2 separate regions of the Mus musculus genome follow, and region 2 is linked to region 1. The links are chromatin loops, found by intact Hi-C in ENCODE. Cell type or tissue: left cerebral cortex. All regions are shown on one strand. Each heading gives the region's core, and the rest is flanking DNA. Links, peaks and the distances in the headings are about the cores only.

Region 1 (11,484 bases), core at 1,972-9,971:
TCATCTCTCACTGTCAGTGGCAAGGAGGGGGCATCATGGTGGCATCATGGCACCAGCCTCCGTGCCTGTCCGTGCCTTAGCATAACAGTTTCTGAAGGAGGAACTGATACAATTACCGTTTGTCTTGTCAGGTGGATAAATGGAGGCTCAGAGAGGTGAAGTCACTTGCCTGGAGCCACACAGCAGGTAAGAGCAGAGCAGGACTCCCTCTGGAAAATGCCCTGTCTTAGAATGGATGTTGAATGCTGTTTTGGGGAAGAGGCTCAGGTCTTTCCCTACCCCCTGCCTGGGTCAGGCCTCTCTTTCTTCCTCTACTGTCAGTCATCCCAGGCCCTGAAGACACCAGGCAGCCCTGCTAAGGGCCATCCTGACATTTGTCACCACCAGCTCTGTGAAGGGTTTAATTAACTTCCTGTCTCAATAGAGGATAATGAGTTTTCAACACCATGTGACTCCCCGAGGAGGTCAAATGGCAGCCAGGATGTCAAAATAAATTAAGTTAGGAACTGGGAGGCCACTGAAGGAGGCAGGTCTATAGAGAGCTCCCCCATCTGGCTGGCTGTCTAGGCTGTGTGTGCTTCTGGCCTGTTTTTCCTGGCTTTGACTGGCTCTGGGGAGAGGGCTCAGGCAGGTCCTTGTCCCTGTTCTCAGCCACCAAAGATGTCAGAAGACAACACCATCTGAAGAAAGAGCTGGCTCGGGACATTTGCACAAGCCCTTCCACCTGGCCTCCAGGGTCAATGTACACAGCCAAGGTCTCTAGCAAGCGTGCCCTGACAGTCAGCCACCACAGGCTTATGCCTAGATGCTGCCGACTTTGGATACGGTGGGCATCAGCCAAGATCCGCCCTTCGTGTTGCTTCTCATGTGACTTTAATCTGCCCTCCGGGCAAGGGTGTGGCCAGAAACACATCCTCCCTTGGACACCACCTCGAGGTCAGGAGAACATGTCACTGGCACGACCTGCTTCCTTCTGCACATTCACCACGCCTCATCTGTGTCACCTCACAGGTCCCCGGCTTCTACCCCGCCTCCGTTCCTCCTTCCCTTCCTTCTCCCCACAAAAGGCGATGGGCCAGGTTGGCGTACTGAGATGAGGCGGTGAACCTCAGACATCCGTCACCGCTGTGCAGGCTGGAGAAAGAGGGAGATGGTGGACGGGAACAATGAGTGTCTGGGATACAGGGGAAGGTCAGACGCAGCGGGTGGCAGAGGACAGAATGAGACTGTAAGGTGGCAGTGGGCTGTGGACAGTCCTGGAAGGTTAGACGCTGGTTCTGTGGGAACCCTGGAAGGCTAAACACAGTGGGTGGGTGTAGACTACACAGGAAGGATAGGTGTCCTGGGAAGTCAAGAAGGAGGAAACGCCATGGGGTGCTGGGGGGATACCGAGTCTCCCCTTAAAGCCTATGTTAGAGCTTTTTCTCTCACATGTTCAGGGGTACTGAGACCTTCTCAAGCTATGGTCCAGTAGATGCTGTTCGATCACTGGGATGTGCAATTGAAGGGACAGGGAGTCCCTATACCCTCCTGGGCTCTCTCCACTCCTAATAACATGTGAAGTTTGCTTTTCCTATGATCTCTGACCATGGATGCTAGCTCCTTCACCCACTACCCTCCAGAAGTGGGTAGATGCAGGTGCTTGCCCACCCTCAACCTCCAGAGCTATGAGTTCATTGGAACCTTTCTCTCTGTCTGCTTGGTTGCCTCTGGCATTGTGTTGTAGTAACTGCAAAGCTGACTCAGAGGCGGTCCTCAGTATAGCTGTGGCTCGGGGAGGCTGGTGATAAAATGACCAGAATGGGACTGGAGGTAAGGGAGGCGACTGATATCTGGGGGCGGAGGGAGGTGTAGGCTGAGCAGGCCTCACTCCTAGCCCTCACCCAGATCTCCTAGGCTCACCCATGTTCTGGCCACAAGACCTGCTTCGGCCAATGGGGAGTCAGCAAGGATGTTGCATGTGCAAGCTTTTTAAACCCTTGGGTAATATTAGGCTGGCCTGAGGCTAATGTCACTAGGAAGCTTGCTTAGGCCTTCAACCATCACAGCGCCTCAGCTGACTGTGACTGCTGGAGTGAGGGAGGTGGAGTAGGGAGACAGGGCCAGGCTCTGCTCAGTCAGCACCCATGTGGAATCCTGTATTCAGCTTTGGCTGCTGGGGTAGGAGTTCCTGGGCAGTCGTCATGCATGGGTGGGTACTCAGCGGCTACAGATGAAGGCTGGGAGGAGCCTTTCTGGACGTCCAGGGCCAGCAGCCATAATCTAGGCATGGGAGCCTATGGTGTGAGGAACTCAGATCAAGACCAGTGGTAGCCAGAGAGGAAGGTCATGTGCTATGGCTCCCATGGTTGCTGATGACAAGATGCTGGGGGAACACACTGTTATTTTTAAGCAGAATTTAAGGTGATGCAGAAGAATCAAAAAGGGCAGACAGACAGAGAGACAGACAGACAGACAGACAGACAAACACACACACACACACACACACAGAGAGAGAGAGAGAGAGAGAGAGAGAGAGAGAGCTTCACACTGGGGTGTGTATCCAAGATGTAGTCATGTGGTCCTTGGAGGAGTCCTTGGTGCAAGTGAAAGGCAAGATTCTCTGGGTGGCTGCAGGCATAGGCAGAGTCCCCGTGTCCCCAGGGCTCCGCCAACCCTCAGCCATGCTCAGGTGGAGGGAGGTCTGCCTGGCAGCCATAGCTGTCCTGGGTAAACAGTGGACAGTCTGTTTGGAACAGGACCTCAATGGCAATGCTAGACCCACAGTCGTCCTCGTGGGGCTCAGCAGGGTTGGAGCAAGGAGACGAGCATCACCTGGGTGGACCTCTAGCCCTCTCTTGGCTGCAGCTACTGTGTGCCATCCTTCCCCCACTTCCATATTGGAGCACGGGTAGCCTTTGTCTTATGTCCTGCTCTACACCGTGAGAGGGACCCCATTCTGGTCTGCTGGGGACTATGGAAGCTGTGTGTGATGTCACTTTGCAGCCTGCAGTAGGAGCACAGAGCAGTGTGGATCACCTCTGTGCCCCCCCCTAAGCTCCCCCTTCCTCCCCCCACCCCTGCTGTTTCCTCTGCTTTGTCTTATCAGTGACTGCTTGTCATGGGGGCAAGGTTTGGTGGTGGAGTCCACACTGTTCTGTGCCAGCCAGCTTCCGCCTGGAGTCGGGGCTGAGGAGAAAGCTATGAATGCCAGCCAGGGTAGCGGGATGTGTGTTGAGCATGATGTCCGCTTGGGGCCAGAGGAGACAGGCAAGTCTTGCCACTATCAACAGTGTGGGCAAGCTCTATGCTCTCCTCCTAGGGACCCAGAAACATCACGGGGGGAGGTGTCCTGAAAAATGGAGACTGAGGCTGTGCCGCTTATCCATTCCCAGGCAAACCCTGGGCCTAGGTGGACTACCCCTGTTGCCTTTCCCTGCCTCCACGGAGCTGGAGACCAGTGAGTGACCTTGACCTTTTACCCTCAAGGCTGTGCCAACAGTCGGGGAGGCAGACAGTGTCCTGTGTGAAAGTGGCCTGTGACCTTGGGTTCCCTTGCAAACGGAGAGGGCAGCAGTATGGATCTCATTGTGTCTGATGCCCCACCCCCAGGGTATTGGGGACCGTCCCTTGAGGCCCATCCTAGCTCACTCATCTCTGATGCTGGAGGTTGAATGGATATGTGTGCCACAACTCGGTCTGCCTGGCCATGTACCATGGACAAGTGTGTGTTTTCCTGTGGGCTCTGGAATCTACCAGCCCCAATGCCTCATGGGAACACCACAAGGGACCCAGCCATGGGCACCTAGCACTACGCTGTCCCCTCGTATACCCAGGCAGCATCTATTCCACTAAATGTGCCTTTTTGGAGCCTGCCTTTTGTTACCCTATTGTGTGTGAGGGTGCGTGTGTATTTGAAGGTCAGAAGACATGGGAGTTGGCTTTCTCCTTCTGCCTTTTTGTGGGTTCTACACTAAGCGCCTTTACCCACAGAGCCACCATCTTGCCTGCCCAATGCCGGGCTTTCAGTTCTCCCCATACTGGCCACACTTTCCTACGCCCAGGAGCACAGATTCTGTAAGGCTCTGCAGCAAGCCAAGGAAAGGTAGCATCCGAAGCAGCCTGAGGGGAGCAGAGGAAGCTCTGAGTGAAAGCAGAGCCCTGTCAACGACCCTAGTCTCAGACCCAGAGGGAGATGGCAAAGCCTGCTCTCCTGGTCCATGTGTGGGCGTTGATAGTGTGTGCAGAAAATGGACACCGTGGATGTCTACAGCCTGAAGACGGCTCCCTGTAGAGACTGTGCCTACCCAGATTAGCAAACCCAGCCTCCTCCATCCAGCTGCACACGGTAAACCCCGCCCCCTGTTCAGCTGTATTCAATAACTCTCTCTGTTCAGCTCTATACAATAAACATGCCGTGCTTCCTGGGTGCTCTGTTTCTCCATCAGAGAATGCAGTCCACCTGAGCCAAGCTCTGTCTGTGTGGCTGGCTATGCTGCCTGGTCCCCAGGTGAAACTGGAAGTTTCTACCTGTCCCCTGTCTTCCATCTCACTATGGGCATGGTCATCTCTCCTCCCCTCCTCCGTAGTCAGGCTGAGATAGGTCCTGCCTAAGGTCAAGGAAAAGGTTTGTGGCCCCAATGATTCCCAGGGCTGGGACCCTTCTGGGTAACTCGCTGTTTCTTGGCTCTCAGTGTGCTCCGCAGGGAAACTTACCCATGGCTCCTTCAGTGTCAGGCCCTTGCCTCCCAGATACACCCCAGATGGCTTACATCAAAGTACTTTCCAGGTGGGCAGTGAGGATCTGGAATATATGTCCTGAAGGCTGAGCAGGTGTGCTTTCAGAGAGCGCCTATACATGTGTGAACATTAATCAGTGTGGGCCCCATGAGCTGACAGGGTCCCTGACTGTGTTTGGAGAGCCCTAGTTCTGTCTGCTGCACTTTGAGGCGCCTCCAGGGCTGCATCTGCACACAGGTGGCAAGTCAGGCTCCCCGTTTGAGTAGATGCTGCCACCTGGTGGTCAGGCTGGGGTTATGCCCTCTGTGTGTCTACTGGTCACAGGATGGCCTGGGAGTGGGGAAGAGGGAGCATAGGAGTAAGGGGGGATATGAACAGAGGCTCGGCTTACTCCCGTCAAACTCTGAACATAGCCTAGATGGCTCCAAGAAATTGCCCTCAGAGTCCCCTCTTAAGGGCGTGTGAGCCTGCAGAGTTCCGCCAGTCTGTGACACATGACACATGACACTCAACCCTAGTCTGAGGCGTTGGAGCTGTTGCTAACCACAGTACTCCCAGACTCCTGCTCAGAGGAAAGGACAGGGCAGGACAGTGGACCTGGTTGGCCCATTGGGTCTTCATTTTGAGTCTATCAAACCTTTTCTAAGGCCCAGATCAGACAGTCACTCCCCTGAGCTTCCCAGCCCCAACACTAAGGAGTGAGGGCCTTGTATAGTCAAACCCCTCCCCTCCCTTTCTGGCCTGGCTTCTGCCACCTTGCCCACTTCCCTATTTCCCTAAATCCATCTTAGACAATTCCTATCCCCTGGGAACCTGGTTGAAGTGTCCCCACAGCTTTGGCTTGGCTTATAGCACACAATGACCCTGGGGTACAACAGACAGAACAAATGTTGCCTGGGCCACATCGGGGCTCTGGTGAGAAGTGGGAGCGAGGACAGATGCTACATAGCCACGGGGCTTCTGCGAAAATAGTGGGAATATATTTGAAAAGACAAATTAGCTGTAGCTTTTACAGTACAACCTGGGGGGGGGGCTGCCCACGTCTTTATCCATTGGAAGGAGGCATTCTGAAAGACCCCAGCACCTTCTATGGAGGCAGTTTGGGCCTGATTTGGTCTTGTTTAAAATGTCAAAATAAAACCTTTTGACACTCACATTGCACCAAAGCTAAAAAACAAAAACAAGAACAAAAATACAAAAAACAAGAAAACCCCAAAAAGCCAACAAACTACACAACAAAGTAAGGCAGGAATCTCTAAGACTCCTAGGAGGAATGGGAAACCTCTCCCTCTGCCCACTTTGATACACAACGCTATATCAGGCAGGTGTGCAGTTGGCAGGCTTGTGCCAGTGCACAGACCAGACCCACAGCCCAGCCTGGGGGGTCCCTTCACTGCTGGGACCCTGGGCTGGAGCTCAACTGGGGAGACCGGTGGATGAGGCTCTCTCTTGAGTCCTGGGCTGCAGCCTCTCTGGCTAGGTCTCCCCACTCTAATCATCCCGTGGTTCAAAGAAGACCAGGGAGCCTGTATTCACATTACAGCACGGGAGTAGCACCAGAGCCTTTGGACCAGGCTTTCTGGGACCTAGAGTTGGAGCCCCATGGGGAAAGAAGGCACTAGGAAGGGGCCGTAGGGCTGAGGGACCCACAGGATGCTGGCCATGAAGGGCCTTCTTGCATTCCCTATAGGAACCCAGTTCCAGGGGTGGGGGGTGGGGTGGGGTGGGGACAAGGTGCTGCAGAGATCAGCAGTGCAGCTGGAGGCCAGCGCGATTTTGTGGTTGCGGGTGGGGGAGGGTGGTCCTGTCATGCTGTCAAAGACCAGGTGGCTCAGAAATGGCCCAAGTAGACAGCATGGCCCTCTCCCATGACACTTTGGAATTTTAACAATGGCAGCAGAAAAGGCAGCTGCCACTGTGTGCTTCCCTGCTAAGAGACGGGGAACCCTGTGCAAACCCTCAAACACAAGCTTTACAGCACGAGACACCTGGCCAACAGGGTGTGGTGGCGGTGATGGGATGCAACCTGCTCTCTTCAAGTACTTGACACTAGGGAAGCAGGTGATCCCTGGGCGGTAGAGACCGGTCCTTCCCAGCCTTCCAGCCAAAGCCCTGTTCTCAGGCCTCGAATCTGGAAACTCAGGTGCAGAGAAACAGGCAGTGGGTCTACCAGGGAGCTGTCTCCAATGCTGGAGGCCAGACAGAAGCCCATCAGCCGGGCACCCACGCATCCTCTCTTTTGGGTCACTGGGAACTGTCCTTCTTCAGAGGGATTCTGAAGCTGGTCAGCTTCTGCCCAAACAGCTGACTGAGGAGGTCGCTCTGGGCTTCTGCAGTCCGGCGGTCTCGGGGCTCCATAGGCGCAACACCACTGACATGGAGAGCTCTGACCCTTTTGTAGGGCCTGGACAGGGCTCTTGCCTGGGGCAAAGAGCCCTTTTCTGAAGTGTGGCCTGGATCCCCTTTCCGCTGTGCTGATGGCTGTGGCCTTGCCCTGCTGCTCTGGCCACTGGGTCTCGACTTGACAGGGGGAACTCGGCTGGGAGTTGCTTGCTTTCGGGGGGCCCTGGATGACTTGTCGGGGGCCAAGGGGGCTTTCCCAGTGTTTCCCACGCTTCCATGTCTGCCCAGTCCCAGGGCCTGGCCCTTCCTTTGTCTTCCATGGCTTTCTCTTTTCTCCCTGGGACTTGAATGCACTTGGACCCCCTGATGAACAGCGTCCCCAGGCCCTCTGGTGCTACCCTTGGTGTGGGCTCGAGGTGGGGGCTGGTCCGGGGTGGAGCTCGCCCAGCTAGGACAGCTGGGCTCAGTAGGGGTGGAGGCCATCTCACTTTGGAGCTGCCCACTGGTTGGCTGGGGCTGGCTGCCACCCCCTGTCTGAGTGCCAGGCTGGAGCCCTCCACTGCTCTGAGGGGTGCCTCGCAGTTTACCTTTAGAAGTGTTGGGCTTTACCCTGTCCTCAGGACTCAAGACCAGCTCTGCGGCTGGGATCCCCATCCCTCCTGGTTTTCGGGGTGGTGCTGGTGGCTTCAGTGCTTTTTTGGTGGGCTCTGCTGCTCTGTGATGGGAGGTACTTGAGTAGGCTCCTGGTTTGGTGGCATTGCCCTTCTGGGAGGGACCCTCTATTCTCCCCTCAGGTGCCATGTGGTGTGTGGTCACTAGCCTCTCCTGGAGCTGAGAGGGGTGCCCTGGGGAACACCCAGGGGCACACTTGTCTCCGTTGCCTGGACTCTTGTGTTTTCCTGGGAACAGGTGAAGGGCCCTCTTTTCCCCTACCAGAGCCTGCCATTTACATGGCTCAAGGCTTCCCAAGGAAGCCTCGTGTTCTGGTTTCTCCAGGGTTCTGTTCAGCTTGCAGCAGCCGCCTGTACCTTCAGCTGAGGCAGCTGAGAAAGGAGACAGAGACGGAGGTGGAAGATCCTGGCCACTCAGTGGTAGGTTGTTCCCCCTGGGTGAGTGGTCTGCCTGGTCCACAGGGTTCTCTTGAGAACTGGGCTGGTCCAGGATGAGGCTAGGCGCTAGGGGCAGTGCAGGAAGGGACACCTCACTTGGTGTAGGGCTGGTTGTGGAGGGGATTCTGTCAGTGCTGAGCTCAGGGGGACTGAAGGGCGCCATCAGCCTGTTCTGCTTGCTGGGTAGCACATCCTGGGAGACACGGGTCTTCCTCCTAGGAACCCCTGGCCGCTTAACACTCCGGAGTGTGAAGGGCTGCAGGTCGCAACTCAGGTGCTTGCCCATGTGCCTGTCGAATTGCTCCTTCTTTGCAAAGGTGTAGTTGCAGGAGCTGCAGACAAAGGACCTCCTGATGACGTGCATGACATTGGCGCAGAGCTCACAGGCATAGAGAGGCACGTGTGGGAGCTCCTTCTCCTCTGTCACCCCGTGGGTCAGGCCCAGGTGTACCTTCAGCTCCCAGGGCTCAGGGTAGACCTGCGGGCACCGGGGACACAGGTAGACGCGCTGTGGGCTGTGCACCGCCAGGTGGCGCTGCAGCTTGAAGGGCTTGGGGAACTGCTTCCCACAGTGGTGGCAGTCACGGGAGGGGTCCTTGCAGTCCTCGTGCACTGGTACAGCTTGGAGCGGGGACTCGCCGTGGGACCAAGGGTCTGGGGACGGGGCGGGGGGCGTCTTGGCAGAGTCAGAGCAGGTGGCAGAACTGCTGGTCAGAACGGATAGGCTGCCTCCTTCGGCGCCATCTTGGCTGGGGGTGACCGAGGCACGTGCCTTGCGCTTCATCCTTCTTGGGGTTTTCTTTCCAGCGTCTCCTTCCTGCTCTGATGGCTCCCTACTGTCTTTGCCGATCGAGCGCTTGGTCCTCTGGGGTTTGGATGCTCGCTCCACAATGGTGTTCAGGAAGTGCGTGAGGGCGCTTTCCCCTTCCAAGCACCCGGGCAGGTCTCCTAAGGCTCGCCGCGCCTGGCCATTTCGGGCAAAGCGGGCTGCGTGCTCCCGAAGGTGCTGGTTGTACATCCAGACATCAGCCACCTCCTTCAGGCACATGCCACAGGCCCACGGCCCTGCTTTGCCCTGCACGTGCTTCTCCCACAAGTGCTCCCGTAGAAGCTCCCGGGAACTGAATCTGCGCTCCACGCACAGGTAGCAAGTTGGGGGCGGCGAGGGGCTGTGCGACAGCTTATGGAGATCCAGCTCGCCCAGGCTATGGAACCGCTGGAAGCACACCCTGCACTTGTAGGAGGCCCTCTTGCCCTTCACCCGCAGGTCTCTGCCTTTGGCTCGTCTGGCCCGGGCAGTTCCCTCCATTCTTTTGTCTGGAGGGCCTTGTGAATTTGCTGTGACCTGGAAGTCTAGGGCGCCTGGGTTAGAGAGTTCAACAAGGTCACTACAGGGTCTCAGAAAGCACAGGTCTTGTATCTCCAGCTGGGTGCTGAGAGCCTCAAAGTCCTTAACGTAAAGTGGGGGCAGGCTGGCATTTCCAGGAGGCCTGTTGTCATGTTCCCTTTCTAGGTTAGGGGGTTCCGGGCTCATGTCTCCAACAGAAGAGGCTGTCTCACAGGCTGGGCTACAGTGTTCCAGGTCCCGCCAGGCTGCTGGGACCATGTGCAGCTGCGGGATGGGCTCTGACCATTCATCTTGGTTCTCCATCAAGCAGGAAGGCTTCTCCTCCACGCAGCTGGTTTGCCTGTCGGATTCCAGGGCCCACAGGCTGAGGCTGGGGGTCCATGGGTCAAGGCCAGGTGTCTTATTGCTTAGAAGGCCATCGAGGAGGAGGGACTCGGGCAAACTCATGACTTCATCATCCCACACATCCTCTTCCTCTCGGGACAGGCAGAGAGAGCCCGAGTCACTGAGATCGGTAGGCAGGCGCGTGGAGCCGAGTGAGACACTGTTTATCACCTCAGCGATGGGCTCCTTCGGTGATGGGCACTTTGGCCTTTGGCAGCGCTTCCCATAGACTCGTAGGTTCTTCTGAGTGAGGCGGCCATCCAGGGGGAAGAGCCGAGAGAAGGAGATGTCATCATCGAACAAGTCTGGAGGGTCCCTTTGCTCTGGGCTGGGGGCGCCATCCGACCCGTGGACTTCATTCTGGGTTTCCGGGTCTTTGATAGGTCCCTGGGGGTAGCTACTGATGGTGTTGTCCACTTCAGAACTGTGTGTCCTGTCAGGTAAGTCAGGTGTCCCTTTCCCAGTGCCCTCATCGGACCTGCCTTTGACTCCTGTGTGGTCCTCTGTAGGCTGGCTCTCAATAGCCCGTGAAGGTTCTCCACTAATGTCCGATGCCGTGGCCTCTTCTGGTCCCCAGAACCACTGTGTCCAGGTGGCCTTCTGTTCCACCGGATGCTCCTTCTCTATCGTCCCTTGACAGACCGGATGCTCTTGGGGGGCCTTCTGTGCTGGTACCTCCTCTGTACACAGGGCCCCTGGACCAACGTCTTCAGCATCTTCCAGTGCTCTGGGTCCTCCTGTGGAGGATGGAGGTGGAGGCCTGACAGCTGGCCTGCATCCTCCCTCAGGCGAGAGGCTCAGGGGGATGAGAGGATGGCCACAGGCGGTTGGTAGGTCTGAAGTCACGTGGGTAGTGCCTCCGGGACCATGCTTCTGCCTCCTTGCCCTCAGCTTTACCCCTTTCCTGTTAGGTTTCCTCTCTGGGTGGCTGGGGGAATCGGCAGGCTGTCCACCTTGCCTCTTGCCCCTCACTTCTGTCTGGTCAGGATGGAGCTGGTTTGTTCCCCATCTGTCTGCTCTCCTTGGTTTTGAGGCAGGAACCTCTGCACTCTCTCCTTGCTCACTGAGGCCTAGGGTGGGTGGGTGCTGGCTGAGGGGAGTGTCTAGTGTCCCAGCTCCCTCAGATTTCTCACTAGTCCTTTTTAGTATCTCAGGACCCATGGTGTCCTGGAGGGGAGGTGGTCCAGAAGAGCGGCCAGCCCCCAGGGCCGGGCGACTCGGTCTTCCCTTCTCAGACACCTTGTGGCTTTTCTTCCCAGGAGTCTGGCATGCTTTGGTCATGGGATCTGAAGGCTGGCAAGCAGGCACAGGCATGGGGCTCAGCAGGGATCTAGGTTCCCTTTGTGGCCGGTGCTTCCTGGCTTTGTGCCGGCTTAAGCCCGCTTTGGAGCGGAAGGAGGCTGAGCAGAGCTGGCAGGTCTCGGGTAGCTCAGCTGGGGTCTGCTCTGCATGCTCTGGCTTTTTGTTCAGTCCACGGGGCCTCCGTTTATGGTCTTGGGGGTCGGAGAAGTTCTTCTGGGGAGGGCGATGGGAGATACTGATGTGGTACTGAGGAGAGTCAGACCTGGAGTCGCTGGATGT
Region 2 (11,484 bases), core at 2,242-10,241, 97 kb before region 1:
CCACCATCTGAGGAGACAGTGAGAAAGCAGCCATCTGCAAGCCAGGATTAGGCCACGCTGGCCTCCCACCTCTGGAAGAAAATTAACACCAACTGCTCAAGCTACCCAGTGAAATGAGCCGAATCAAGCCAGATTAGATCTTATTCAAGCCAGGTTTACTGGGAAGCTGCTTGCCCGCGAGCTCACTGACCCCAAGGACTGAGGCCAGGGGAGTTGCCAGGTCTGCTTAGCTATGTAAAATATGCACCTTGGTCCCTTATAATGGGGTCTAAAACTAGACATTGTCCACCTGCATGCTACCATGCTCCCCTCCATGATGATGGACTGACTAATCTCTGAAACTGTGAGCCCCTAATTAAATGATTCCTTTTTATAAGGAGTGCCTTGGTTGTGGTGCTTTTTGACAGCAATAGAGCAGTAACTAAGAGACCAGACTTGAGTAGTTAGCATGGCAGTGCAAGCTGCATAATATTCAATTTATATAAAAATATAAAATAGGCGAGATGGCTCAGCGGGTAAAAGCTCTGACTGCTCTTCCAAAGGTCCTGAGTTCAAATCCCAGCAACCACATGGTGACCCACAACCACCCATAATGAGATTTGACGCCTTCTTTGGGTATGTCTGAAGACAGCTACAGTGTACTTATTTATAGTAAGCGAGCAGGGACTGAGAGAGCAGGGTTGACTGGAGTGAGCAGGGGTCCTAAGTTCAATTCCTCACAACCACATGAAGGCTCGCAACCACATACACACTCATTCTGTCAGTTCTGTGTCTCTGAGTCATACAGAGCTCTGAGATGGTCAGACAAACACTTCATAAGATGTTGGTGGCCACCGCAGAAATGCAATCAGTAGAGGCTGGGGAGATGAACTGGGGAACGAGTCGGCCTTCCAGATGGATTCTGAACTTCCCTCCTGTTCTCTATGCTCTCCATCCCTGGCTCTTGCCTGAGTTAATACCAAAGTCCCCTCTTCTCACTCTTGCTTCATTTAGAACCCAATTTCAGCAACTCCTGCAGTGGCTTCTTCAGCCACAAGATAAAAGCTACACTCCTGGTGCCCCGCCTCCTATGGCCTGGTGTCCCTGGCCCATTTCTCCCATACTCACATCCTCTTTCCTGTCCCCAGGTGTGCTGGATGGGATTTTCTTTTCTTCTCTCTCTCTCTCTCTCTCTCTCTCTCTCTCTCTCTCTCTTTCTTTCTTTCTTTCTTTCTTTCTTTCTTTCTTTCGTCAACTTGACATGAGCTAGAGTCACCTGAAAGGAAGGAACCTCAACTGAGAAAATGCTGCCCCCATAAGATCCAGCCATAGGGCATTTTGTAAATTAGTGATTGATGAGGGGAAAGCCCAGTCATTAGTGCATGGTGTTATCCCTGGGCTGGAGTTTCTGGGTCCTCTGAGAAAGCAGGCTGACTGAGCCATAGGGAGCAAGCCAGTGAGCAGCACCCCTCCATAGCCTCTGCCCTGCTTGAGTTCCTGTCCCGACTTCCTTCGATGGTGCTGATAATGACGATGACGATGAAGAACAGTGCTGTGGGAGTGTAAACCAAATAAACCCTTTCCTCACCCAACTAGCTTTGGTCATGGTGCTTCATTGCAGCAATAAAAAACCCTAACTAAAGACACCAGCTCTTCGCATGGGCCTCTCAAACTACCTGAAACCCCTCTGTCTGATTCACATTTATTCACGCCTGGGTCTTACCATGGATGGAATTCTTTTCAGCCACCCTCCAGATGTACTGGGGAGAGGTGCCACCTGTGTGTACTACTCAGCCCTGCCAATCAAGGCATGCCCCCGGCAGAGTGTTCTACACCAGAAATCCCTGCAGTCTCCATTCAACAGACCCAGGTGATTCTGATATTCCAAGTATGTGAGATTGGTGGGTGACCTTGGGATCCAGGAGACATGGACAAGAGGAGACACCAAAAAATATATATATATGGCTGGCGAGATGGCTCAGCAGGTAAGAGCACCCGACTGCTCTTCCGAAGGTCCTGAGTCAAATCCCAGCAACCACATGGTGGCTCACAACCACTTGTAATGAGATCTGACGCCCTCTTCTGGTGTGTCTGAAGTCAGCTACAGTGTACTTATCTATAATAATAAATAAATCTTTGGGCCGGAGCGAGCAGGGACTGAGGGAGCAGAATTGTCCGTAGTGAGCAGAGGTCCTAAAAACTCAATTCCCAACAACCACATGAAGGTTCACAACCATCTGTACAGCTACAGTATACTCACATACATAAAATAAATAAATAAATCTTTTTTAAAAATACAGGGAAAAGTTGTGGAAATGGCCCAAATATTTATCAGAAGATATTTCAATATTGTAACTAATACTACACACTAACAATGTTGCAATTGTTAAAAATTACATAAATCTGGAATATATAAAGATACTATTTGGAAGCAGGGGTGAAACTCTATAAATTATATTGAAAACGTCAAATGGCAGAAGAAACACAGAGGATCATTGTTTTTGCTGTGTCAAAAATAGCATCACAAAAGCAACCTGGGGAGGAAAGGGTCGATTTCAGCTTACAGTTTATATATAGTCTAGTTGCCTGGCAGGATGGGTGATGGTGTAGCTAGCACCGAGGAGGCAGAGGCAAGCAGATCTGAGTTTGAGACCAGTCTGGTCTACAGAGTGAGTCAGGACGGCCAGGGCTACACAGAGAAACCCTGTCGTGAAAAGCAAAAGAAACACAGCAACAACAACAGCACAGTTTATAGTCCTGCATGGAGGGAAGTCAGGGCTGAAACACACTGGGAGGAATGCTGGTTATTGGCTGCCTCCTTGCAGTCTTGAAGACTACCTCTGCTCAGGGGTGGCACCGGCCACATTGATATGAGCCCTGCCATCCAAGTCATTAATTGAAAACACCACATGGCCTTGTCTACAGACAAGCCAGTGGAGGCATTTTCTCAGTTGAAGTTTGTAGTGACAATTGTGGAATTTTGTTTTCTTTTAAAAAAAAAAATACAGAAGGGCTGGTGAGATGGCTCAGCGGGTAAGAGCACTGACTGCTCTTCCGAAGTTCTGAGTTCAAATCCCAGCAACCACATGGTGGCTCACAACCATCTGTAGTAAGATATGATGCCCTCTTCTGGTGTGTCTAAAGATAGCTACAGTGGACTTACATAAAATAATAAATAAAATATTTAGAAGATACAGAAATATAAGAATAAGTTTCCATTTAATCCCAGGTGTGGGATCTCGGGCTGCTTCAGGCTGTCCACAGCGGCTGCCAAAGATCGGGCTGGTAATCTAGCAGGGGCGTGGCTTTTGCCAGCTGCAGACAGTTTCTGTCGAGGTTTGGTCAGTATGCAAATTCTGTACCTGACAGTCTAGGCCTAGGAGTGACTTGTCAAGGTTACAAGCTTTGGTTGTGCAAACCTTGTTCCTAGACTTAAAATTATTGGTTACATAAAATAGGCTACGACCAATTACTGAGGGATTGGAGGTAAGTAGGTTTGGGGTGACCTGGTTGGGGGAGGAGAGGGGGAGAAGGAGGAAGGAGAAAGGGGATGAACCCATGAGCACATGGCCAGGAGAAACAATAAGTATGCGGGGTACACCACTGGGGAGGTGGCCAGATCTGCAGTTAGAAGAGTAGATTAGGGGTCACCCCCCACAAACTGTCAAAGTCAAATAAAAGAACCATAGTCCAAGACTCGTTTATTGGTTAAGCTAGTGGAGGGTGGGCTTAAATTGGTTTTTACTACAAGTTTCTGTGATTGTGTGATGTTTGGAATTCTGGGGACTTTTCAGAGGGTCTATAAATGCTAGGCTTGCTGAGTAGTCACAGCAGAGAAGAAAGAAGAAATTAGATATCCTGACAGCAAAGATCAAACTTGCCCCCAAGGAACTTGTCCTTAATCAACAGGAAGTAATCTAAGGCTAACGACACCCCCCTTCTAACCCTTTCTTCTCTATATAGTGTGAGGGGGTTGGAAGGGTGGGAAAATGGTGGAGAAGGGTGGAAGAAAGAAGAACCCGACAAGTAACAAATGATGAGTTACCGAAGTCCCTCTTCTCAGGTAAGTCAAGCTGGTGTCAAGTTGACAAAAGCAAAACCAACCAACCATGAGTCTGTGTGTGTGTGTGTGTGTGTTGCACGACTTTAATCCCAGCACTCAGGAGGCAGAGGCAGGCAGGTACCTACCTCTCTGTGAGTTCGAGACCAGGTCTAGTCCACAGAGCAAGTAACTGCACAGAGAAACCCTGTCTCAAAAAACAAAACAAACAAACAAAAACCAGAAAACAAAACCAAGAAAGGTGTGGAGCAAGTGAGTCACACAGACTGCCAGCGGGGGTGTGAATGATGTGTAGAGAGGCAAGTGTCTGGGGGCTGTCAGTATGAACTGCAGTGGTGGTGCCCGCCTATAAACCGAGACCTTGGGAGGCAGCAGGAAGATGAGGAGTTCCAGGGCAGACAGGAGGGAAAGGCTTGGAAACAGCATAGGAAAGATATCATCAGGATAAATGCTAGGGAAATGCCTGCAAAGACGAAAGAATGGAAAATAGCTGCCTCTTGAGAGCACGAAGGAGGGAGATTGGGGGTGGGGGGTACGCAGAGGGAGAGGTGCGGGGGAGGGGCTGGCTTTCTAAACTGGGGACTATAATGAGACAACGTACAAGCAATAAAAAGTCATATAAAGCATACAACTTTTTAAAGCTTTATTTATTGTTATGTGTATTATATGTAGCTGTCTTCAGACACACCAGAAGAGGGCACCCGATCTCATTATAGATGGTTGTGAGCTACCATGTGGTTGCTGGGATTTGAACTCTTTGAACTCGGAACCTGCGAAAGAACAGTCAGTGCTCTTACCCACTGAGCCATCTCTCCAGTCCCTAAAATGTACAATTTGACTTTTACAAAGTGTACACCAAACAGTTCCACCTGGCTGAAACTGCCCAACCTGTTGCCGTGTGTGTGTGTGTGTGTGTGTGTGTGTGTGTGTGTGTGTGTCGCTCCTCTTGGGACATGCGGCACAGAGTCAGAAGCCGGAGCCTTGTAGCCCTAACGACCAAGGCTCAGTCACCCAGATTCAGCATGCCAGTTCATCAGACAAGTGGTAGTGAAGTGCAGAGAAAGGTTTATTTAATGTGGCTGCAAGGCCCAGGCTCTGACCCGAACACCTCTAGAAGCCCTGGGTTTCGAGGTCTGCCTGTTGTCCACCTGAATACCCCAGCGGAGGAAACAGGAAACGTTGGGAAGTGCAGGTCTCATTTTCCACTGCCCTCCCTGCAAGGCTCCCAGGCCTACAGTCTCTACATTCTCAAGGCATGCGTGGACATAGCCATACATGTTTGCTCAGCCTTCACTCTCCGTAATGTCAAGAGTAGCTGACAAATGATTTTGTCTGAATTTTAGAATGGACCGCCTTACTGATTCTTCATGTGGTCACCAGAGGGCGTGCCAGAGTAGAGCTCTGCTTTGCAACTGACCCTGTTCTGGCTGGCCAGCTGTGAACTCAGCTTAAAGCAGACTCACTCTGAATGCGAGGGACCTCTACTTCTGAGGCAAGGAGAAAGAGTCCGGCTGGATCAGCAGGGGGCCCACTCTCTGGCGTGGAGGGTTTTACCAGTCCTGTCAACTTTAGGCTGTCCTCTGCCCAGCTGGGATCCCATCTACCTTATTCAACATCTCTCAGCCAAGGTTCTTAACCCAGGGAGGCTGGATAGAGGATCCCGAGACCCCTGGCTTCTGCTGGCTTTTTTTTCTTTTCCTCTTCCTTCTGCATCGAAGAGCCTCAGCTCCTGGTTTGGGTGAGCCAGTGACTGTGGCAAAGGGCCTACGTGGGGTCAGCTCCTTCCTCTATTCAGAAGTGTATGTATGCAGGGTTACATGTAACACAACACAGGCTGCCCTTGAACTTGCCGTGTCGCCACAGATGACCTTAAACTTCTGATCTTCCTGCAGGTATGCGCCACCATGCCTTGAGTGCTGGAGACAGAACTCAAACCCTCAAGTGTGCACTAGGCAAACACTCTGCTAAACTTAGCAACATCGCCTCAGCTCCAAGTAATTTTATAAAAATAAGCTTGAGATTATCAGTACAAGCTTATGTGCATATTTTATATCCTTATGAACCTAGGTCATGTAAAATTCTCTTGGGCTTTCAAAGAGATCATGAGCAGAAAGTTTAAGAAGCCCCACTCTCGACCTCCTCCATGGGCCCAAGACAGAGCTAGTATCTGTCCCACAGCTATGAGCATTATAGCTGGCTATTGTCTGGCTGAGAACTGTGAACACCTTCCCCGTGCGTTTGGGAGTATGCTGTGCTGAACCCTCGTGAGAGGTACGGTCAGCTCCAGGTCAGATGCAGAAGGTGAACTGTGAGGGTGTGCTCACCATAATTGTGAGGGTGACAGCTACATAAGGCAGATGCACACAGGGAAATAAAGTCGGCGTAAAGACGCAAAGCACGTTGGCTTGCTTAGAAATTTATATTTGGGTGGTGATCGTGTTAACAGAGGTAGAGGTGACTCATGGGTAGAGAATCTGTTCAAGACTCTGCAGTCAGCTGCCGGTTTTCTGCTGTGTGTAACCAGGATTCCCAGACCACATCCCTGCCTCTCACTTTACTGTAGGCTGATGGACTCAGCAGGCGGTTCTTCTCCACGTGATAAGGCCAGGACGCGTGAATGCAGCTTAGCCTGACTCCATGGCCTCTGTAGCAGAGTGGCTTGCCAGGCTTTCAGGCACAGTGCCATTTCCTGTGCACTTGGGGTACTCTTATGGAAGGATGTGAACCCCACAGATAGGTTCCCTGCACGTGTATTGTTAAATTTCTTCTCAGATGGAGATGTAAACAGCGCTACAGCCTCCTCCTCGGCTCTCAACAACAAACTGAGTTACGATTACACTGAACTTTATTCTGCAGGACCAGTGGATCTCTTGGGCTTCCGTAGAAAGCACAGGTGACAGGTTATTTGCTGGTGCGTTAGTGCTAGCTCTCTTCAAATGGCCACGCACATCTGGCACAGATGGCGGCTTTCTCGTAGCTGCACAGATGGAACATACTCAATCTTTGTGCTAACATACCCTAGCTCCTCCCTGCATGGAGTGGCTGGTAAGGGGTCCCTGGCCCTGCCACCCCTTCCTCCTATGAGGATATATAAACAGTCAACAAGCCTAGCTTGGGTGGGTTTTGCAAGTGGGCACAAAGATGGTAACCATTATATGGTTAGGAGGATAGTCGTGTACCACAATGGTAGTAGCCTGTGGATGTAAACAAAAATGCCCAGCAGGTACCTCAACTGGGGCATCGTCTCCACCCAACACAACAATTTACATAGTGTTCCTGTTCATTTGTGTTGCCACAGGACCCACTCCTGCTTGGAGCCTTAGTGGGGGTTTCTATTGTTGTGAAGAGACACTGTGACTGTGGCAATTCTTATAAAGGAAAACGTTTGATTGGGGCTGGCTTACAGTTTGAGGTTAAGTTCACTATCATTGTGATGGTTTGTACATGCTTGGCCCAGAGAGTGACACGATTTGGAGGTGGGGCCATGTTCCAGCCCCAGCAAGCAGCAGAACTCAGCAGCTTCAGCCATGTGGCTCTGGCTTTAGAGTCAAGAAGAGGAGGGGACTACTGGGACAATGGTGCTGGTTAGCAAGAGCTAAGACATTAGTGGTGATTAAGAAGAGACTAGCATCACTGAAGTGAAATCTTCTAGGAAGTGTTTTTCTGAGAGCACAAAGAAGCCGTGTTGCAGAGATAGCCAAGATTGTACCTTGTGCAGCAGCTGGACTTGGTAATGTATAAGAGTCACCAAGGTGGTACTGGTTTTAAAGAAATGAAGACATTATGGAGAACAGCTGAGGCTTGGCACTGTGAGAGGCCAGGGAAGGCCATTGGTGAAGATGCAGCCTCAGTTGCAGCTGATGGCCCAGGATTGAGAAGGTCACGCAAAGAAGTTGAGGCTTGGCATCATGAAGAAAGCCTATGAGAGGCTACTGGTGAAGCCTAGTTGCTGAGGAAGACCCCAGCGTATTGGAGTTACCAGTGCCATGAGATGACCACCAAGAACAGCAGCAGCAGTGGAGTGGATCAACCTGAGCTTAGAGTGCTACAGAGGGCAGAGCTGGAGGAGAACTGCCAGCCCTTTGGAGAAGCCCAGAATATCATGTGTGGATCCCAGACATTGGAACAAGAAGCTGTAACATTGAAGTTGCTTTGGAGACTCCAAGATGTTCGAGATGCCAGAGCCGTGGGATACCTGAGGAAAGCTGCTAACGGAGTAGAACCAGCCCAGAAGAAAGAAGTTTGAAGGTGAAAAAGGAGTTGGGAGATCTCAAGACTGCTTTGACATCAGCCATGGAGATGCAGAGTTTGGAGTTTGCCCAGCTGGTTTCTTGTCTTGTCTTGGGAATTACAGTTAAGTGATTGGATGAATCTCAGAAGAGATTTTTTTTTTTCAAGACAGGGTTTCTCTGTGTAGCCTTGGATGCCCTGAAACTCACTCTGTAGACCAGGCTGGCCTTGAACACAGAAATCCACCTGCCTCTGCCTCCCAAGTGCTGGGATTAAAGGTGTGCACCACCAAAAAAGTTCTGCCTAGCTGAACTTTGGACTTTTAACATTGTTGAGACTGCTAATAGACTATGGGGACTTTTGAAGTTGGATTAAATATATTTTGTATTATGCTATGTCTAGGTGTGGCCCCCGTAGACTCATATGTTTGAACAGTCTTTGGGGGTCAGGGAGTGGAATGTCATGGTTTGTATATGCTCGACCCAGGGAATGGCACTATTTGGAGGTGTGGCCTTGTTGGAGTAGGTGTGGTCTTATTGGAGGAAGTGTGTCATTGAGGGTATGGGCTTTAAGATCCTCATCCTAGCTGCCTGGAAGCCAGTCTTCAGCCCTTCAGAACAAGATGTAGAACTCTCAAATCCTCCAGCACCATGCCTGCCTAGATGCTGCCATGTTCCCACCATGATGATAAATGGCCTGAACCTCCGGAACCCTAAGCCAGCCCCAATGCAATGTTGTCCTTATAAGAGTTGCCTTGGTCATGGTGTCTGTTCACAGCAGTAAAACCCTAAGATTAGGTCCCCACCTATTTTGAGGCTCAGCATGGCTGCAGGTTTTATCCTCTATACCCATCAGCCACTATCTAATGACCCTGGTGCGTTTGTGGGTAACAGAATCGATCTGCATCCTGCTCCAGTATCCACTGGGGCCCGTGTAACCTGCATATTTATTGATGAGTGATCAATAAGTCATCAATATGGCATCTCCTGTTATCCTGTGTGGCCCTCACAGGTGAGTTCAACCTTGCCCATCCCTTCGAGGAGTGGCTGGGAAGACTCCCATCCAAGGGACATTTTTTAAAAAGATTTATTTATTTATTTTATGTATATATGAGTACACTGTAGCTGTACTGATGGTTGTAAGCCATCATGTGGTTGCTGGGAATTTGAATTCAGGACCTCTGCTTGCTTCAGTTGGCCCTGCCTGCTCTGTTCTAAAGATTTATTTATTATTATATCTAATACACTGTAGCTGTCTTCAGACACAGCAGAAGAGGGCATCAGATCCCATTACAGATGGTTGTGAGCCACCATGTAGTTGCTGGGATTTGAACTCAGGACCTTCGGAAGAGCAGTCAGTGCTCTTAACCACTGAGCCATCTCTCCAGCCCTCCAAGGGACATTCTTTATCAGTGTGGGGGACAAGCAAACCTACTGCATCTCCTGGTCATTTTTTTCCCTGGTCACTTTTACTCCTCTGGTGAGTTGTAGCTGGCCTGCCTTAAAGCTCTCCACACGTTAGTCAACCAACCCAGAGTTTGGTTGCTCATGAATTTTATCCCTAGGGATTCCTGTGTGACACAAATCCAGCTATACCTGTGTTCAGGAGACACAAGAGAGGCCCTTCTGCTTGGCTCTCTCCTCTTTCTTGCTCCTACCTGCTTTAGCACCTTGAAAACCAGGGTGTATATTGAGTCATTTAGGTGGGCCAAAGCCTCTCCTGGTTCATATAGGTCTGTGGCGGTTTGAATATACTTGGCCCAGGGAGTGGAACTATTTGGAGGTGTGGCCTTGTTGGAGTAGGCGTGGCCTTGTTGGAGGAAGTGTATCAATGAGCAGATGGGCTTTGAGAGCTTCCTCTTAGCTGCCTGATGATGCCATCTCCTGTTTGCCTTCAGAACAAAGTGTTGAACTCTCAGCTCCTCCTGCACCATGCCTGCCTGGATGCTGCCATGCTCCCACCTTGATGATAATGGACTGAACCTCTGAACCTGTAAGCCAGCCCCAATTAAATGTTGTCCTTATATGAGTTGCCTTGGTCATGGTGTCTGTTCACAGCGGTAAAACTCTAAGACTAGGTCCCCACCTATTATGAGGCTCAGCATAGCTGCAGCGCTTCATACTGGTCTCGCTGTCCTTGCTGAATCCGTCTCTTAGGTCTCCCATAAATAAAGTCTTGATGGGCTCGTGAACTGGGCTCCTAACACCACTTCCCACCTGCCCAATTCTCTTATGGCCTCCCGTTCTGTTTTCTAGTCCCTGATATTCAGGGAGACCTCGACTATGGATAGATAGCCAGGTATCCCTAGCAGCTCCTCTGCGCCATTCCACCAGGGACTGACCCCTCACTCTGCTGCGCTGCTCTGTACTGTGAAGCCTTTGACTCAAGGAAGGGATGGGCAGCCGCCTTGCCCAGCTTCTTCTCCGCTTCGGCAGCATTCTTCAGGTTAATGCCATCTGACCCCATGTCCCAAGCCTCACAAGTCAGGTGGCAAAGGATTCCTGCATTGCTCATTCTAAATGTTCCCTAGTCCCACCAGCTCTGTTACCCAGTGTTCTGGTCACTTAGTCTTCCACACTGACTTTGTTAAGGCCCTGGTCTGCATGTCAGGATATCGGTTTTGCCGTTATGTTACAGGCTGGACCAGAGGAGTATCTTGCCACTTTTAAGTTCCTTCCCCATAGGTTCTGGTCGAATACAGGTGCTATTCCCTTTTGACCCCCCCCCCCCAGACATAAAAAGCAACAGGCCAACATCTCCATGTACTCTCTCTCATCTGGTCCTACTGCTAAGTCTCAGGCTGATATAGAAAGGCCAGCCTCTTCTCCCTGTCTCCCTCCAGGCTGCCTGTGCTATCAGCTGTTTGCTGATACCTCCATCCTTGATGCGTCCCCCCAGGGCGTGTAATATCTGTTCTCAAAGCATCTCTGCTTGCTATGCGAATCCCACCCATCAGGCAGGTATGCCACAGACGTGCCCATCACGTATTCACCTGACTTGGATATCTCAGTAATCTCCATTCCCTTGTCGCTCTCCCACAAACCCTGTACAGATAAACCAACAGGTCAAGATTTTCTCTGTAAACAACCTGGCCCCTCCCCATGCAACAATTTGTGTCATGTCTCCAAATTATGGGTGACATCATCGCCCTTCCAAAGCACGCACTTGTGCTGCCAAAATTCCTTCCCAGGACGAGAGGTAAACATCGCCTCCAA

Evidence for each region. Hi-C counts contacts between places; a loop is a spot of excess contacts. Peaks named below come from ENCODE experiments on the same cell type or tissue, not always from the same donor. Only the 100,000 strongest peaks of a DNase experiment are listed, where the experiment ranks them.
Region 2: it touches region 1 in a loop (7-fold over the local background); 23 of 42 quality-filtered maps call a loop at or near these places.

What each region holds. Positions count from the first base shown.
Region 1 is chr8:122,266,844-122,278,327 of GRCm38, reverse strand. It overlaps Zfp469 (zinc finger protein 469), which reads right to left. Exons shown (of 3, transcript NM_001362883.1): 3 at 5,678-11,484. The coding sequence ends at 6,964. It overlaps Gm39269 (a long non-coding RNA gene), which reads left to right. Exons shown (of 3, transcript XR_879285.3): 2 at 132-186; 3 at 652-4,450. Among named protein-coding and RNA genes, the nearest start is that of Zfpm1, 9.6 kb to the left of the region's middle. In left cerebral cortex, for the core only: CTCF peaks have their summits at 4,993 (motif pointing left) and 8,697 (motif pointing right); DNase peaks (open chromatin) are centred at 4,989, 8,780 and 9,195; H3K4me3 peaks cover 656 bases; H3K27ac peaks cover 647 bases.
Region 2 is chr8:122,363,780-122,375,263 of GRCm38, reverse strand. Gm39270 reads left to right here. Exons shown (of 2, transcript XM_030243895.1): 2 at 1,724-1,973. Among named protein-coding and RNA genes, the nearest start is that of Trhr2, 6.7 kb to the right of the region's middle. In left cerebral cortex, for the core only: a CTCF peak has its summit at 5,411 (motif pointing right); DNase peaks (open chromatin) are centred at 5,433, 5,887 and 6,518; H3K27ac peaks cover 309 bases.